3 separate regions of the Homo sapiens genome follow, and all the other regions are linked to region 3. The links are chromatin loops, found by intact Hi-C in ENCODE. Cell type or tissue: gastrocnemius medialis. All regions are shown on one strand. Region 1 overlaps PLA2G6 (phospholipase A2 group VI). Region 2 overlaps PLA2G6 (phospholipase A2 group VI). Region 3 overlaps PICK1 (protein interacting with PRKCA 1).

Region 1 (5,000 bases), 110 kb before region 3:
GGCCAGGCCGGTCTTGAACTCTTGACCTCAAGTGATCCACCCGCCTCGGCCTCCCAAAGTTCTGGGATTACTGGTGTGAGCCACCGCGCCCGGCCTTGTTTTGTTTTAAGACAGGGTCTCACTGTCGCTCAGGCTGGATTGCAGTGGCACAATCACAGCTCACTGCAGCCTCGACCTGCTAGACTTAAGCAATCCCCCCACCTCAGCCACCTTAGTAGCTGGGACTTACAGGCATGAGAGATACCATGCCTGGGTAATTGTTAAGTTTTTGTAGAGGTGAGGTCTCACTATATTACCCAGGCTGGTCTCAAAGTCCTGAGCTTAAGTGATCCTCCTTCCTTGGCCTCCTAAAGTGCTGGGATTACAGGAGTGAACTGCCGTGCCTGACCAGTCTGTTTTGTTTACGATTGTATCCTCAGCGGTTAGAACAATGCCTGCCACAATCCATCTCAGTAAATATTTGTGGAGTGAGTCATAACATGGGCCACACTGTACCGTGCCACCAGCCCAAAGATCTCTTAAAGTCACCCCTGTCTCATGTGCTTGGGAGCTCCAGTGACAGTTTCGGGGCAGTTTGCTTCCAGCTGTGGTCCAGCCAAGCGGAGTGAATGAAAGAGATGCTTTTTCCTTTTGTGAAAGGACGTTTTGCTCTGGCTCACGTGAGCAGCAGTGCATTTTGAGACGAGGGCCTTGGCTTTTGGAATCTAAGAGCCTGTTGAGCAAGCCTCGCTCAGCCACCTTCTTTCAGCTTTCTCCTGAAGGCAGTTTGAGGATTAAGAGCCTGATGCTCTGGATTCCACCTAATTGGGTTCAGATCCTGGCAAACTGTGTAACCTGTGCCCCAGTTTCCTGTGTAATGTGGAGAGACCTGGACCTTTTCTTACAGGTGTTTGGAGGGTTAAATGTGGCAATTCGGCCGGGCGCAGTGGCTCATGCCTGTAACCCCAGCACTTTGGGAGGTGGAGGTGGGCGGATCACCGGAGGTCAGGAGTTCAAGACCAGCCTGGTTAACATGGTGAAACCCCGTTTCTACTAAAAATACAAAAAATTAGCCGAGTGTGGTGGTGCGCGCCTGTAATCCCAGCTAGTCTGGAGACTGAGGCAGGAGAATCGCTTGAACCCGGGAGGCAGAGGTTGCAGTGAGCCAAGATCACGCCATTGCACTCCAGCTTGGGCAACAAGAGTGAAACTCTGTCTCAAAAAAAAAAAAAAAAAAAAAGTGGCAATTTACCCGAAACTGTGGTGAAGCGTCTGGCGCCCTGTGGGTGCTGGGCAGCAGTGGGTGCTGATGGGGTGTGAGGGGATGGGATCAAGCCCTTTCCCACTAACTTAGGAAAGAGGTTGGAATGAGCTGGGGTCAGAGGGAACATTTGCGGGGACATTTTGCCGGGAGGCTGCCTTGGAGGTTCAGAGGCTCAGATGACCCCTGTGTTCATTCAGTGTTTTCTCACCCACAGATTGAGCACCTGCTGTGTGGCCAGCCCTTTGCCTAGTGCTGTTCAAGAGTCAGAGGACATAGGCAGGCAATCCCCCACCACAACCTGCCACCCCATTTCCTCTCTTGGGGCCTTGATTTCTCCACATGCCAAACAGGGAGAATGATTGCACCTTCCTTGTTTCTTTTTTTTTTTTTTTGAGACAGTCTCACTTTGTCATCCAAGCTTTAGTGCAGTGGCATGATCTCGGCTCACTGCAGCCTCTGCCTCTCGGGTTCAAAGATTCTCCTGCTTCAGCCTCCCAAGTAGCTGTGATTATAGGCACCCACCATCACGCCAGGCTAATTTTTTTTGTAGTTTTAGTAGAGATGGGGTTTTTTTCTCACACGTTGGCCAGGCTGGTCTTGAACTTCTGACCTCAGGTGATCTGCCCATCTCACCCTCCCAAAGTGCTGGGATTACAGGTGTGAGCCACCGCGCCCGGCTGCGCCTTCCCTGTTTCTTTGTGAGCTTGGAGGTGGATCACAAGTGTGAAACCCTTTGCCAACCGTGAGGCATGGTGGCCTTGTGAGAGGACGGAGGCCGGTGTGTGGTGGCATGCTCCCGTGCTGTGTGGCACAGACGGAGCTACAGGAAGGAAGTTGGGGCAGCTTGGCACTCTGAGTGGACCCTGAGTTTCCAGCCTGCTCTGTCTTGACTGGGTGGGAGGAGGGTGCTCAGGAGGGTGTCACTGCTGCCAGGTTCTGCTGCCAGGACCATCCAACAGTTGTTCCAATCATGGGACATCCTGTCGTCAGCAGCTGGGGCTCGTGAGGCCTGATTTCCACCTCGGGCAGTTCTGTGTGTGCTCCTGGAATCCCCCACGTGGCCAAGCCTGTGAGGTCTGCTTCCTGGCCTGCTGCCTGTGGGTTCCTGTCACGCACCTCTCGGGCAGCTGTCCGGCTCCTCTGCTCTCGGCTTAGTCAAGAAGGAAGCAGAAGGCTTGGAGTCTTTCCTGCTTGGACTAGGAGTGAGCTCAGCCTAAGTGCCCTGACTATATATAAAGCTGAACTTTCCAGACCGAAGCCTGGGGATGGATCAGTCCGATCACTTAGGGCCGCTCCTGAAGGAGTGCAGGTGCTAGATACAGGTTCTCCCGGTGGAGGAGCGAACCCCTTGTGGGCCGTTAGCTACTGGTGGGATTTGAGCATGGTATTTCCCTATCCGTTGTGGAGAGGAGCATGGCAGCTCAGAGTGGGTGGGAACAGTGTGTGGTCCCTGTTATCACCTTCAAGGGAATAAAGTGTGTCTGGGGGCTTCAGAGGTGCTGGCCCCATGGGCTTATAGGTGGTTCATTCATTCATTCTCATTCATTCATTCACCAAACTTATTAAACACCCACTGTGAGTCAGGAACATCATGCCAGGTGCTTAGGGAAACAAATCAAAGCGGGTTGGGTGAGCAGCCCAAGCCAACAGATGCACCCCCATTCTCACATGGTGTGTGTTCCTGTGGGCTGGGCCCTGGGTGGTGTGGGGTGCTGGGGAGAAGAGGAAGGCACACCAGGCTGCAGGGCGGAGGTGCGGGTATGAATTTTCAGAGGAGATGGCACCTGAGCTGTATCTTCATGGATAAGAAGAGATTTGTTCATTTGTCCTTTGTGGAGCACACATTCAGGTTAAGAAAGTGGGGAGGATGGGCTACGCTGATGGAGCGTATGTGTGGTATCCCCAAGTGCACTGAGACACGAGTTTGACGTGTTCTGGGAAGATCGATGGTGCGGCGTGGCTGGAGTAGAGGTGAGGGATGAGTTGGAGGGGTGAGTTGGGCCAGCTCTCATGGATGCTGGAGTCTGGGCTTTCCCTGGGAGGTCATGGGGCGCCACTGGCCAGGGTCAGCAGGGAGACCTGCAGCTGGATTTGCATCGTACAGTGGGCATGGAGGGGTGTCAGGCTGGGTTGGGAACCGTGCAGGCTGGAAGGGCACTCTGGTGCTCTGAGCATTCAGAGGGGGCAGCTGGGCCTTGAAGGATGAGCAGGGGCTCCAGCAGGAACTGGAGAGCGCATTCCAGGGAGGACGCAAGTGCAGGCCCCTTTCACTACAGAAAAGCAGTTTTCACACAGACCTTCCAAAGGGGAGGAGAGGGGACTGCCTGGGCCTGGCAGCTGCGGCAGGTAGCAGCAATCAGAGGGCAGGGACCGCTCCTCCCGTGCCTGAGACCTGCCCAGGGTCCTTCAGGGAATTCGTAGCTGAGGAGGAACCAGATTTTTGGGACTGAGTTCTCCCTCACCACCCGCTCTGAGCCACCCTCTTGGTCCCTTGTCCTCTACTGCACTTCTTCCGGGGCTTGGCTCCTCGTCATGAGAGGAGCTTCCCTGGGCATGGCGAGGGGCGTGACTGACATAGCAGCCCTGGACAAGTGGCTCCAGGTGACCTGTGTTCACGTTGATCACAGCACTAACCACGGCCCCTCCTCTCAGCACCTTCCCCTCTCGAGCCGTCCAGTCCCAGTGAAAATGCTCACCGTTCATGGGTGGGCTGAGCAAGCCCCTGATCTCTGCCTTCCTCCGTGTTCTGATCTGCTTCATCTGCTGTGAAGGCCTCTCGCCATTTCCCCCGCTGGCAAACTCCTGTTCTTCCTGGAAAGTTCAGCTAAAAAGTCATCCCCTTTAGGGGTCCTTCCCTCAGGGGACCGTGCACTTGGCGAGACAGGGACTGGTCTTGGGTCTCTCTGTTGACTGTTTTATGAACCCAGGTAGTCACTTCCAGGGAACTCATCAGAGATGCTACCATTGGCTCCAATCTCCCTCTGTTCCCACTCGAGGTTTTTTGTTTCTTCGTTTGTTTTTCTTTCTTTCTTTTTTTTTGAGACAGAGTCTCGCTCTCGCCCAGGCTGGAGTGCAGTGACATGATCTCGGCTCACTGCAAGCTCCGCCTCCCGGGTTCACGCCATTCTCCTGCCTCAGCCTCCCGAATAGCTGGGACTACAGGCACCCGCCACCACGCCCAGCTAATTTTTTTTGTATTTTTAGTAGAGACGGGGTTTCACCATGTTAGCCAGGATGGTCTCAATCTCCTGATTTCGTGATCCGCCCGCCTTAACCTCCCAAAGTGCTGGGATTACAGGCGTGAGCCACTGCGCCCAGCCCGTTTGTTTTTGTTTTTTGGTGGACATCAACTTTAATTTGCCCTTTGTTTTGTTTTGTTTTTGAGGCAGGGTCTTGCTCTGTCTCCCAGGCTGGAGTGCAGTAGTGCAATCTTGGCTCACTGCAGTCTCGACCTCAAGAGGATCAAGCAATCCTCTTGCCTTAGCCTCCCGAGTAGCTGGGACCACAGGCGCACACCACCATGCCCAGCTAATTTTATTTTATATTTTGTAGAGACAGGGTTTTGCCATGTTCCCCAGGCTGGTCTCAAATTCCTGGGCTCAAGCAATCCGTCTGCCTCAGCCTCCCAAAATGCTGGAATTACAGGCACGAGCCACTGTGCCCGGCCTTAATTTGCCCTTTGAACATGTACAATTCAGGGCCTCTCTGGGCCTCAGTTTCTTGATCTCTGAGATGGGAAGATGGGATAATAATACTT
Region 2 (5,000 bases), 99 kb before region 3:
CCTCCCAAAGTGCTGGGATTACAGGCGTGAACCACCGTGCCTTGTTGGTATAATTATTAGTATTGATCTTTTTTCCTTTTCATGTGCCTCTTAGTGGGCCCCTTGCTTTTGTCTTCCTTCTGTCCCCAGGGTTGATCCTGTGCTCAGCACATAGGCCAGGGAAGAATGTGGCTGTGACCCAGTGTCCACTCAGATGTCCTCTCTCCCCCAGGGCACCCATACTCTGTCCTTAGTGTCTTTTGTCTGGTGACATCTTGGCACAGAGGCAGAGGGCGGCCTCCGTCTGATTGGCGCCTGGCTTTGGTGACAGTACCTTAGGAAGGCAGTGTATTTTCTGGGAACCTAGGAAATAACAAGGTATCTAATTCCATCATCAACACTGGGGACAATTTCCATGGCAGAAACTATGACTCTGAATATGCAGCGTAAAGTTACCACCCAGACACTGCTGCTCCTGAGTCTCGAATGGCATCTTCTGCAGGGGCTCCCCCACCTGCCCCTGCAGAAGGTGCAGTTCGTTCATTTCCAAGGAGCTTGCTTTTGTGTGCTGTCTCTCGGAGCTCTTTGGGAAACCTGTGGTAGCAGGAAACAAAGGATTTAGACCAATGCCGATGATCCCCTTGCTCCGATAGAGTGTGACATGATGCTGGTCACCTTTTGGTATCTAGGAGGGGGGACATTGATTTTGTTTGCGGAAGTGAAATGATCCATGCTGGCCTCTTTTTTTTTTTTTTTTTTTGAGACAGAGTCACCCTATCGCCCAGGCTGGAGTGCAGTGGCGCGATCTCAGCTCACTGCAACCTCTGCCTCCCGGGTTCAAGTGATTCTCCTGCCTCAGCTTCCCGGGCAGCTGGGACTACAGGCGCCTGCCACCACATCTGGCTAATTTTTGTATTTTTAGTAGAGGCAGGGTTTCGCCATGTTGGCCAGGCTGGTCTCGAATTTCTGACCTCAAATGATCCGCCCGCCTCAGCCTCTCGAAGTGCTGGGATTACATGCCTGAGCCACTGTGTCTGGTCCATACTAGCCTCTTTGAGTGCTGAAAGGTTATCTCTGTAACTTATTTAGTGAGAACCCTCCATTTGCCCAGGGCATTACTGCCTATAATGTATGTTCACATGTGCTATCTCCTTTGGTCAATACCACACACTACAGGTGAGGAAACTGAGTCTCTGCTGGGACACTGGGTCAGGAAGCAGGCAGTTAAGGTCACCTGTGCACAGTGGCAGCACAGGGGGACAGCCTTCTAGGTAGCCAGCCTGGCCTGAGGGTTCTGTCACTTTTACCTCCCACTCAGTGTTGTTTCTCTTTCTTTCCCCTCCTTTTAAGATCCCTCCAGGCCCAGGATCTGGGGACAACGCTGGTGGGGAGTGATCTGGGTGTCTGTGCAGGAAACCGCTGCACTGGGTGAGATGGGCATGGGAGACTGTGCCTGGCTGACCAGAGACCTCGTTTTCTTCCAGACAGAGGGGGAAGACGGTGGGGCCTCCCCACCTGCCCCGCAGAAGATGCAGTTCTTTGGCCGCCTGGTCAATACCTTCAGTGGCGTCACCAACTTGTTCTCTAACCCATTCCGGGTGAAGGAGGTGGCTGTGGCCGACTACACCTCGAGTGACCGAGTTCGGGAGGAAGGGCAGCTGATTCTGTTCCAGAACACTCCCAACCGCACCTGGGACTGCGTCCTGGTCAACCCCAGGAACTCACAGAGTGGATTCCGGTGGGTGATGCTCAGCGGGAACATACTTCTCTCCTTTCACTCCCCCACGTCTCGGATTGGAGGTCTTATTGGCCGAGAAGCAGTTTCTTTGAGTCTCTGTCTGAGGGGTCTGGAGAGGGGTGGGAGAGAGGGGAGACTGTACTCTTGGACCAGAGGGAAGGGCTTCCGAGACTCCACACTTCTGGCCCATCAGTGTCCCAGCACGAGGCTGAGGATGGAAGCCTGGGTTGTTTCTGGCCTGGAGGCTCGACCTATATGGACAAAGGGAAGAAGGAAGGACAGGGAGACTGAGAGTGTCCACATCAGATAAGGCCCATGGGGAGAACCTTTAGCCCTGGCTCTTTATTTTTGGTTTTGGTTTTTGTTTTTTGAGACAGTCTTGCTCTGTTGCCCAGGCTGGAGTGCAGTGGCGCAATCTCGGCTCACTGCAACCTCTGCCTCCCAGGTTCAAGCGATTCTCCTGCCTCAGCCTCCTGAGTAGCTGGGATTACAGGCACCCACCACCACGCCCAGCTGATTTTTGTATTTTTAGCAGAGACGGGGTTTCATCATATTGGCCAGGCTGGTCTCAAACTCCTGACCTCAGGTGATCTGCCCACCTTGGCCTCCCAAAGTGCTGGGATTGCAGGCGTGAGCCACTGCACCTGGCCTAGCCCTGGCTCTTTAAGGGCATGGCCGTTCTCATAGGGGCTGCCCAGGGTTTGCTTAGGAAGGCTGGACAGAGCTGTTGCCTCTTGGGGCATGCTGGGACTCCCCTGGGCCTGAAGAGAAGGCTCAAAAGCCAGGACAGGCCTGAGGGAACCGGGCCAACGGCAGAGCTGGTTGGGAAAAGGGGAGAAGCAGCCAAGGTTCCAAATGCAGGCCCCAGCAGTGCTTGGCAGACTGGCATCTAGTTGGGCTCAGACAGATATCCCTGTTTCCGCTCACCTATCCATCTGGCTGTCCTGTCAGCCATCCATTCAACATGCACCAAGCACCTCCAGTGTCTCCAGAGTCCTGGGCTTCGGGCCAGTCCTGGCTGGCCTGTGAGATGACAAACATGTCCTGTGTCTTTAAGGAACGTACAGTCTGGTGGGGGAGGTCCGGTGCAAACAGGCGTCATAGCACCCCTTGAGGAGTGCTGTGACAGAGGGAGAGCCTAGGAAACAGTGTGGATCACAAGGAGGTGATTGAGAGCTACTCTGCGTCTGGAAGAGTGAGGAGGAGCCTGTGTGGCAGAACAAAATGGATAAGGTCGTTCCAGCCGTGCAGAAGTGTGGAGGTGTGAGCCTGCAGGCAGGTGGCTCTGGTTGGATCCCAGGTGCATGCAGGGCTTTGGTGAGAGTGAGGCTGAAGGAAGCAGCTGGGGACTCATTCTGACTAAAGAGGCATGGCAGGAGGGGTCTCTGAAAGTGTCAGGCTGGGGGCCAGGGGCTGCCACCAACAGAAGAGCAAGGCAGGTATCAGGGCCCCATCCAATCAGGTGAGAATTCAGAGCCTGGCTCCACAAGGAACCTGAGGCAGAGGCACCCACAGCAGGTGCTTGGGCTAAATGCAGCTCAGTGGCCAGTGCAGGCACCAGTTTTAATACAGTGGGGCCATTCCAGATTCTGAGTGCAGATGGGGCTGAGCAGACCGCCTTCCAGCTGGACTCGATCAGGACTGACCCTGGACGGGGCAGGCTTGCACTTGTAGCTTCAGAGCTCCACTGCAGGCACAGCTGACCAGGGCAGCGGGTCCACTCCTTGGAGAGCTGGACAGCCCCACTTTTGAGGTACACGGCCCTGGGGATACCACTAATCTCCACGTACCAATAATCACCAAGTTCTGTCAGTTGTAAAATCCCTTGACAGGATTCCAGATTTGTCTCAGCCAGCTTAAGCCCCAGTGTGGGCAGACCTCCATCCCAGGAGGATTTAGTCCTTTGTCAGCAGCTTCTTAGCTACACGTAAGCTATTCTGTGGTACTTTATAGTTTACAGGATTTTTTGTTTTCTTTTTTTTTTTTTTTTGAGACAGAGTCTCGCTCTGTCACCCAGGCTGGAGTACAGTGACGCGATCTCGGCTTACTGCAAGCTCCGCCTCCCAGGTTCACGCCATTCTCCTGCCTCAGCCTCCCAAGTAGCTGGGACTACAGGCACCCGCCACCACGCCTGGCTAATATTTTGTATTTTTAGTAGAGATGGGGTTTCACCATGTTAGCCAGGATGGTCTCAATCTCCTGACCTCGTGATCCGCCTGCCTCGGCCTCCCAAAGTGCTGGGATTACAATTTTACAGGATGTTTTTAAGTATGTTGGGTTAGCACATTCTCTGCCAATCCGTGGAGGTGGGCAAGGAAGGCAGTATTCCATTTTATGCATGAGAAAATAGCCTTGGGATGATAAGTGATTCATCCCACTTATACACAGGAAGCAGTGAAGAAACAGAATCAGTGTCTTCTGGTTCCCAATTCATTTCTCTGTGCTGCTGTGTTGTTTCCATGTATGTATGTATGTATTTATTTTTTTGAGACGTTAAGTCTTGCTCTGTTGCCCAGGCTGGAGTGCAGTGGCATGATCTTGGCTTACAGCAACCTCTGCCTCCTGGGTTCAAGCTATTCTTCTGCCTCAGCCTCCCGAGTAGCTGAGACTACAGGTGCGTGCCACCATACCTGGCTAATTTTTGTGTTTTTTAGTAGAGACAGGGTTTCACTGTGTTAGCCAGGATGGTCTTGAACTCCTGACCTCGTGATCTGCCTGCCTTGGCCTCCCAAAGTGCTGGGATTACAGGCATGAGTCACCATGCCCGGCTTTGTTTGTCTTATTTCTAAATTTTATTGATTTATTTATTTTCACAGTCATAGCTCTGGAGTCTTTTTTATCTTCTCCCCTCTAACCTGCTCCCACCCGAACCTTTCCATTTCAGCAGATAGCATCATTGCAACGGGCTGTGCCAGATCCAGCCATCACATCCACCTTTCCAGCCAAAGGGAGGGTGGAAGGGCAGGATGCAGAAGGTCAATCTCCCCCTCCTCAGGGACATTTCATGGAAGTTGCACGCATTGGCCAGAACCCGGTCACATGGCCACAGCTAACTGCAAAGGATGCTGGGAAGTGTTGCCTGTGTTGCAGACAGCCACGTGCCAGTCGAAAATCAGAGGTTCTTTCTCCCTCCGTCTTGCTGCTGGCTCGCTTCTCCAGACCACAGTCATTGTGCACGTGTCTCCTGCTGCTCCGGCTGTGGCCTGCACTCCTCTCATCCTCTTCCAAGCTGCTGTCACAGCGCTGTTTCCAGAGGGCAAATCTGATTGGTCACTCCCCTGCT
Region 3 (5,000 bases):
AGGGACCAGTGAGAGAAGACTGGGTCAAGGTTTGTGGAGGTGGCGCCGCCTGAGGCAGAACACTGGTCCGAGTCTAGACACCTGGATTGGAACAACAGCTCCACCACTTGGGAGCAGTGTGGCCCTCTCCTTTGTCTGGGCTTCATTTTCTGCAGTAGCTGGGGTCAGCTGCAGTCGGCCTGCCCAGAGTTACAGGTTGTCAGAAATATAAATAAGCAAGGGCCTTGTGTACTGCCAGTGGCAGTGTGAGGAGACAGGGTGGGGCCTGTTCATCGTTGCGGCCCTTAAGAGACCAGCTGATCTAGATGTTCCCCGCAGGCCCATCGCAAATCCCAGCACCTGGGACCAGGCCCAGCCCAGAGGGAGCCTGAGGTCAGGCGCTGTGGGTCTGACCCACCTCAGCATGGGAGTGAGAGGCCCCAGGGATTGCCCACGGTCACACCACAGCTTTGGGGGATGCCATTACCCCGGTGAGTCTGCGACAGCTCATAAAAGGCCCGTAGGAGGTTCTTGGTGTGTTCCGTCATCCCTGTGGGAGAGACCGAGTGATGCGGAATGGGGACGCATGGCGGGGACCACACTGGCCCAGGGCAAGGCCTCCAATTGCCCATGCCACCCAAGGCCTCTGCTAGGCCCTGATACATGGCCTTTCCCCACCGCCCAACCACAGCCCAGGGGTAAAAGCTCAGTCCGACCCAACCCGTGAGGAGCCCCATCAGACAGGGGCGCCAGCATTTTGTAAGATGCAGGGGTACACAGCCTGCTGTGGGCTTTAGCCCTGGGACAGTGTGGGATTCCGGGGGACTCTCGCTATGTTTACAAGTGCTATTCTCTGAATTTTTATGAGTATCAGGTTTTGTTTTTTTTGAGATAGGGTCTTGCTCTATTGCCCAGACTAGAGTGCGGTGGTGTGATCTTGGCTCACTGCAACCTCTGCCTCCCTGGTTCAAGCGATTCTCATGCCTCAGCCTCTCGAGTACTGATTATAGGCACACACCATCATGCCTGGCTAATTTTTGTATTTTCAGTAGAGATGGCGTTTCACCATGTTGGCCGGGCTGGTCTCAAACTCCTGACCTTAAGTGATCCGCCCACCTCAGCCTCCCAAAGTGCTGGGATTACAGGCGTGAGCCACTGCACCAGGCCCCTGAGTTATTTTTAAATTCAGAAGAAGTATATATTCTTAAGAACTCTTAATGCCCATGGTCCTAGTATTTTGTAGGCTGGCATTCCTAGTGCCAGCACCCCTGTTGCCACTCTGCTGAGAGCATGCTCCCTGGGGTAGAGCTAGTGCCAGGACGAGGCCACCCCCCACCCACCTTTGTATAGCTCAGCGGTCCGCTCCAGCTCCTCTAGCCTCTTGACAAGCCCATCTGTCGGGATTCAAAGAAGAGGGGAGGTCAGTGGGCTCAGCAAGCCACAGGAGGCCCAGGGCCATGCTGGGGAGGGGAGAGGCAACCCCAGAGGAGAACCAGGAAGGGAAAGATCAGGGGTCCCAGGGAGGGGGATTTGGCAGCTCGGGTCAGCTGGGTTCAAAGGTGTTTTGTAAATGACTAGGCCCTCCTCATGGCCAGCGGAGGGTCCGTGCCTAGCAGGCAAAGCTCCCACACTTCTAACACAAAGCCTGCTGACAGCTGGGGAGGAAGGCTGGCAGGGGCCATAGGAATGGAGATGGAGCAGCCAGGCCTCTAGCGCAGGAAGGACATGGTCTCTGCCTCCCAAGCACACAGATGGCTCAGAAGGGAAAACGCAACTTGGGGAGGGAGGGGGAAATTCAGGAAGGCTGAGAGAGCTCACACTGGGAAGAGGCCTTGGTGATCAGTCATTGGCTTAGTGTTTCTTGAGCACCCACTGTGTGCCAGCCACCATGTCAGGCTCACTTTGAGCCAAGTCTTGCTCTCAAGGCTGAAAGCCCAGCAGAGAAGCCAGCCCAGTGGCCGGGCGATGGACAGCAGTGTGATGGTGAGGGCTGCAGGGGAGAGGTGGGGCAGTCAGGTGCTCTCTGCTCCCCAGCCTCCTGTGTTGACCTGGGTCAGGGTTTTTTAGCAGAAGAGGGGAGGAGCGGAGGCTGTGTTCAGGCCTCTCTGGGCAGGGAGGTGGCAGTGCGACAGGCTGTCGGGGAAGGAAGGGAGCAATTCAGAGGTCTTGGGGAGGCTTTGGCCACCCGGTGGCCTCCAGGCCTGGGTTCCCCAGAGCCTTAGCACCTGGCCAGCGGCAGGAAAGGAGCCATGTAAGCATCGTGTTGTTGTTTTTAGCTGGGTCATGGGACATCATGACAGCTTCAATTTTAGAAACCCTATTTAAGGCCAGGGAAATTGCAAGGTTTGGGGGGAAAAACACAACAACCAGTTCTAATTTCATCTCAACGGCTGGTAACTACAGTAACAGGGATTTATAGGCACGGCACCAGGAGGCTGAAAATAGCAGCCGCCACTTTTGTACACCATTTGGAACAAGCTCAGTCCCCACCCCCACTTCCTTAGCCAATAAAGCCCAGTGTGCCCAGCTGAGCCTACAATTTCTAGAAGTATTTATATCTACCCCACAGGCACACTGCAGAGCTGCTGCTATTTTTAAACTCGGACTGGCGACGGTAGGAGGGGGACTGAGTGTTTCGCTGGCCACCCCAGGGAGGGAAAGTGTGTGCGCATGTGTGCATGCGTGTGTAAATGTGCATGTACACGCCTCCCCCCTCGCCTGCGCAGCCACCACGAAGGGAGGACCTGCAGAGGCAAGGGCAGCAGCACCACCTCCTGGACAAAGGAGGCAGGAGGTGGGCCGCGAGAGTGCTGGGGTGAGGGGTAAGGGGCTGAGGGCAGGGGCAGAGGCACCTCCCCACACTAAGTCTATTTTCCCATCTGTGACCTGAGGGGCACTGGCTAAGACAGCCCAGCTGACAGCTGTGGACCCTCCGGGAGCTGGAGAGGCCTCTGGGGGTACAGAGATGGTGACTTCTCAGTTCCACGGGCAGAGGCCAGGGTCAGACCCGCGGGACCCACAGCAGCTTGGTGGGCAGCCATGGTGCCCCCCACTCTTCTCAGCCTGGGCTTGAGTCCCCGGGGCCCCAGCTGGGTGGGAAGGGACTCACCATTGCACAGGATGGCCCGGCTCAGGCCCAGAGCATCTGCGGTCCCTGAACTCATGTTCTCCACCAGCCGGTGCTTGACTTTCTTCAACACTGAGCGGGGGACAAAGGACCTGGTGAGTCTGTGGCTGCCCAGAGGCCATCCCTGCCCCCAGCCTTACCTCCATGCACAGGGAGCACCCCACAGGGGGCAGAAGGGCTGCTGGGGGTGGCTGTGAAGTGGGGAATGTCCAGTGGGGAGGTCCTAGGCCCCTGCCCTATTCCCTCTGCTTCACAGAGGTGCTGGCAGCCTGGGCAGTTAAACATGAAGCGCTTCGCCCAGGGCCTGCTACGCAACATCAGCTGCTGGTTGCTGAGAGCCCAGTGCTGCCCGGGCTCAGCACAGGCTAATGGAAGCCAAGGAGGCCTCTTCCCCTCCTCTGTGTCACATCAGGACCTAGGGTGTCACATAAAGGGGAGGGGGAGAAGAGGGGCCCCTGGGCTGGTTATGTGAAAGTAATGGGCACCATCAATGACCATGAAGCTCGGACCCCAGACTCAGTTACTGCATCTGACCAGCTTAGTCCTAGGAAGGGGACTTAGTCCTGTGTTGGAACCAGAGGGTTTCGGAGGGAGCTCCCAGATAGATCCAGCCTGCCCTTAGCCCCTTGGCCTCTGGCCCTAGGGTGTATGAAGGGGATTGCTGGGCTCCAGAGCTGAGACCTAGGTGTGCGCTCACCAGGGGCTGCAGCGCCCTCTCTGGGTCTCAGGCTTTGATCCATAATGTGAAGCGGCCGGTCCAGAGGACTCGAAGCTGCTGTCCAGCTCTTGAGTCTTAAAGTTTCTACAGAACCGAGGCTCAGCCCCTCTAACAGGAGGGAACTTGTCCCAGGGCGCAGACCCTCTGCCCAATGCCTGAGGTCCAGTTCAGATCCAGAGTCCCCCTGGGAGCTGATGGCAGGAGAGGCCAGGGAGGAGTGCGCTGTGCTAGAGGGCATGAGGCGCCAGGCCAGGGTTAGGCTGCTCTCCCTTTATGAAGAGTGAGGCCCTGGGCCATGGAAGCCGAGGCGCTGGCCTGCAAAGGACAACCCTAGGGTAGCAAGTCCCCAGAGGAGATGGCAGAAGCAGGGAGGTAGGGGTGAAACGCGGGGGAGTGAGAAACCAGGGACAGAGTACAAGAACAGATGCAGGGAGAGCACCGGGAGGCCTCCCAGGCCTTTCAGATTTGCTTGGTCAGAGGTCAGAGCCCACAGCCATGTAACTCTGGATTCTCCTGTCATAAAGGGGAGGGCAGGGCTGGCTGTGGCACTTCTCCTTTGGGCCAGGGCCCATCCAGGGAGGCTGCTGGACACCCGTAACTGCTCTGACCAGCTTACCAATGTCCAGGGACATGCCCTGCTTGGGGTCCGCCTGCAGCTTGTTGTAGTGGATGGTCACCTCCCCCTGGAAGAGCAGCACACACAGACTAGTGAGCGAGGCTCCACACCCTGAGCCCCTTCCCAGCCAAGACTGTTCTGGACTGAGACTCCTGAGCCCAAGGCCGGGTGCGGTGGCTCACACCTGTAATCCCAACAATTTGGGAGGCTGAGGCAGGCAGATCACTTGAGGTCAGGAGTTTGAGACCAGCTTGGGCAACATGGCAAAACCCCATCTCTATTAAAAATACAAAAATTAGCTGGGCGTAGTGGCGCGTGCCTGTAATCCCAGCTGCTCAGGAGGCTGAGGCAAAGAATCACTTGAACCTGGGAGGCGGAGGTTGCAGTGAGCTGAGATCACACCATTGCACTCCAGCCTGGATGACAGAATGAGATTCTGTCTCAAAAAAAAAAAAAAAAAAAAGAATCCTAAGCCCCAGTAAGGGCCAGGCTGAGCGCTGTGACATGGCCCCACCTTGTGACCCTGTCTGATCCCAGGCCCCTCCCTTCCTACTCTACAT

What was found. Peaks named below come from ENCODE experiments on the same cell type or tissue, not always from the same donor. Only the 100,000 strongest peaks of a DNase experiment are listed, where the experiment ranks them.
Region 1: a loop joins it to region 3, with 5 times the contacts of the local background. A loop is called at or near these places in 7 of 110 quality-filtered maps.
Region 2: a loop joins it to region 3, with 4 times the contacts of the local background. A loop is called at or near these places in 7 of 110 quality-filtered maps.

Annotation. Positions count from the first base shown.
Region 1 is chr22:38,173,678-38,178,677 of GRCh38, reverse strand. The region is part of intron 1 of PLA2G6 (phospholipase A2 group VI); the gene reads left to right. Among named protein-coding and RNA genes, the nearest start is that of PLA2G6, 5.7 kb to the left of the region's middle. RefSeq lists cis regulatory regions at 2,245, 2,189-2,381, 4,496 and enhancers at 2,173-2,317, 2,152-2,441, 4,424-4,568. In gastrocnemius medialis, no CTCF peak of the experiment used is centred here; DNase peaks (open chromatin) are centred at 587, 2,267, 2,917, 3,822 and 2 weaker places; H3K27ac peaks cover 4,468 bases.
Region 2 is chr22:38,165,935-38,170,934 of GRCh38, reverse strand. It overlaps PLA2G6 (phospholipase A2 group VI), which reads left to right. Exons shown (of 17, transcript NM_003560.4): 2 at 1,464-1,717. The coding sequence starts at 1,509. Among named protein-coding and RNA genes, the nearest start is that of PLA2G6, 13 kb to the left of the region's middle. RefSeq lists an enhancer at 4,959-5,000. In gastrocnemius medialis, no CTCF peak of the experiment used is centred here; a DNase peak (open chromatin) is centred at 2,734; H3K27ac peaks cover 5,000 bases.
Region 3 is chr22:38,067,211-38,072,210 of GRCh38, reverse strand. PICK1 (protein interacting with PRKCA 1) reads right to left here. Exons shown (of 13, transcript NM_012407.4): 5 at 4,441-4,507; 6 at 3,089-3,178; 7 at 1,320-1,373; 8 at 467-529. Among named protein-coding and RNA genes, the nearest start is that of PICK1, 12 kb to the right of the region's middle. In gastrocnemius medialis, a CTCF peak has its summit at 2,750 (motif pointing left); DNase peaks (open chromatin) are centred at 1,969 and 2,540; H3K4me3 peaks cover 1,744 bases; H3K27ac peaks cover 5,000 bases.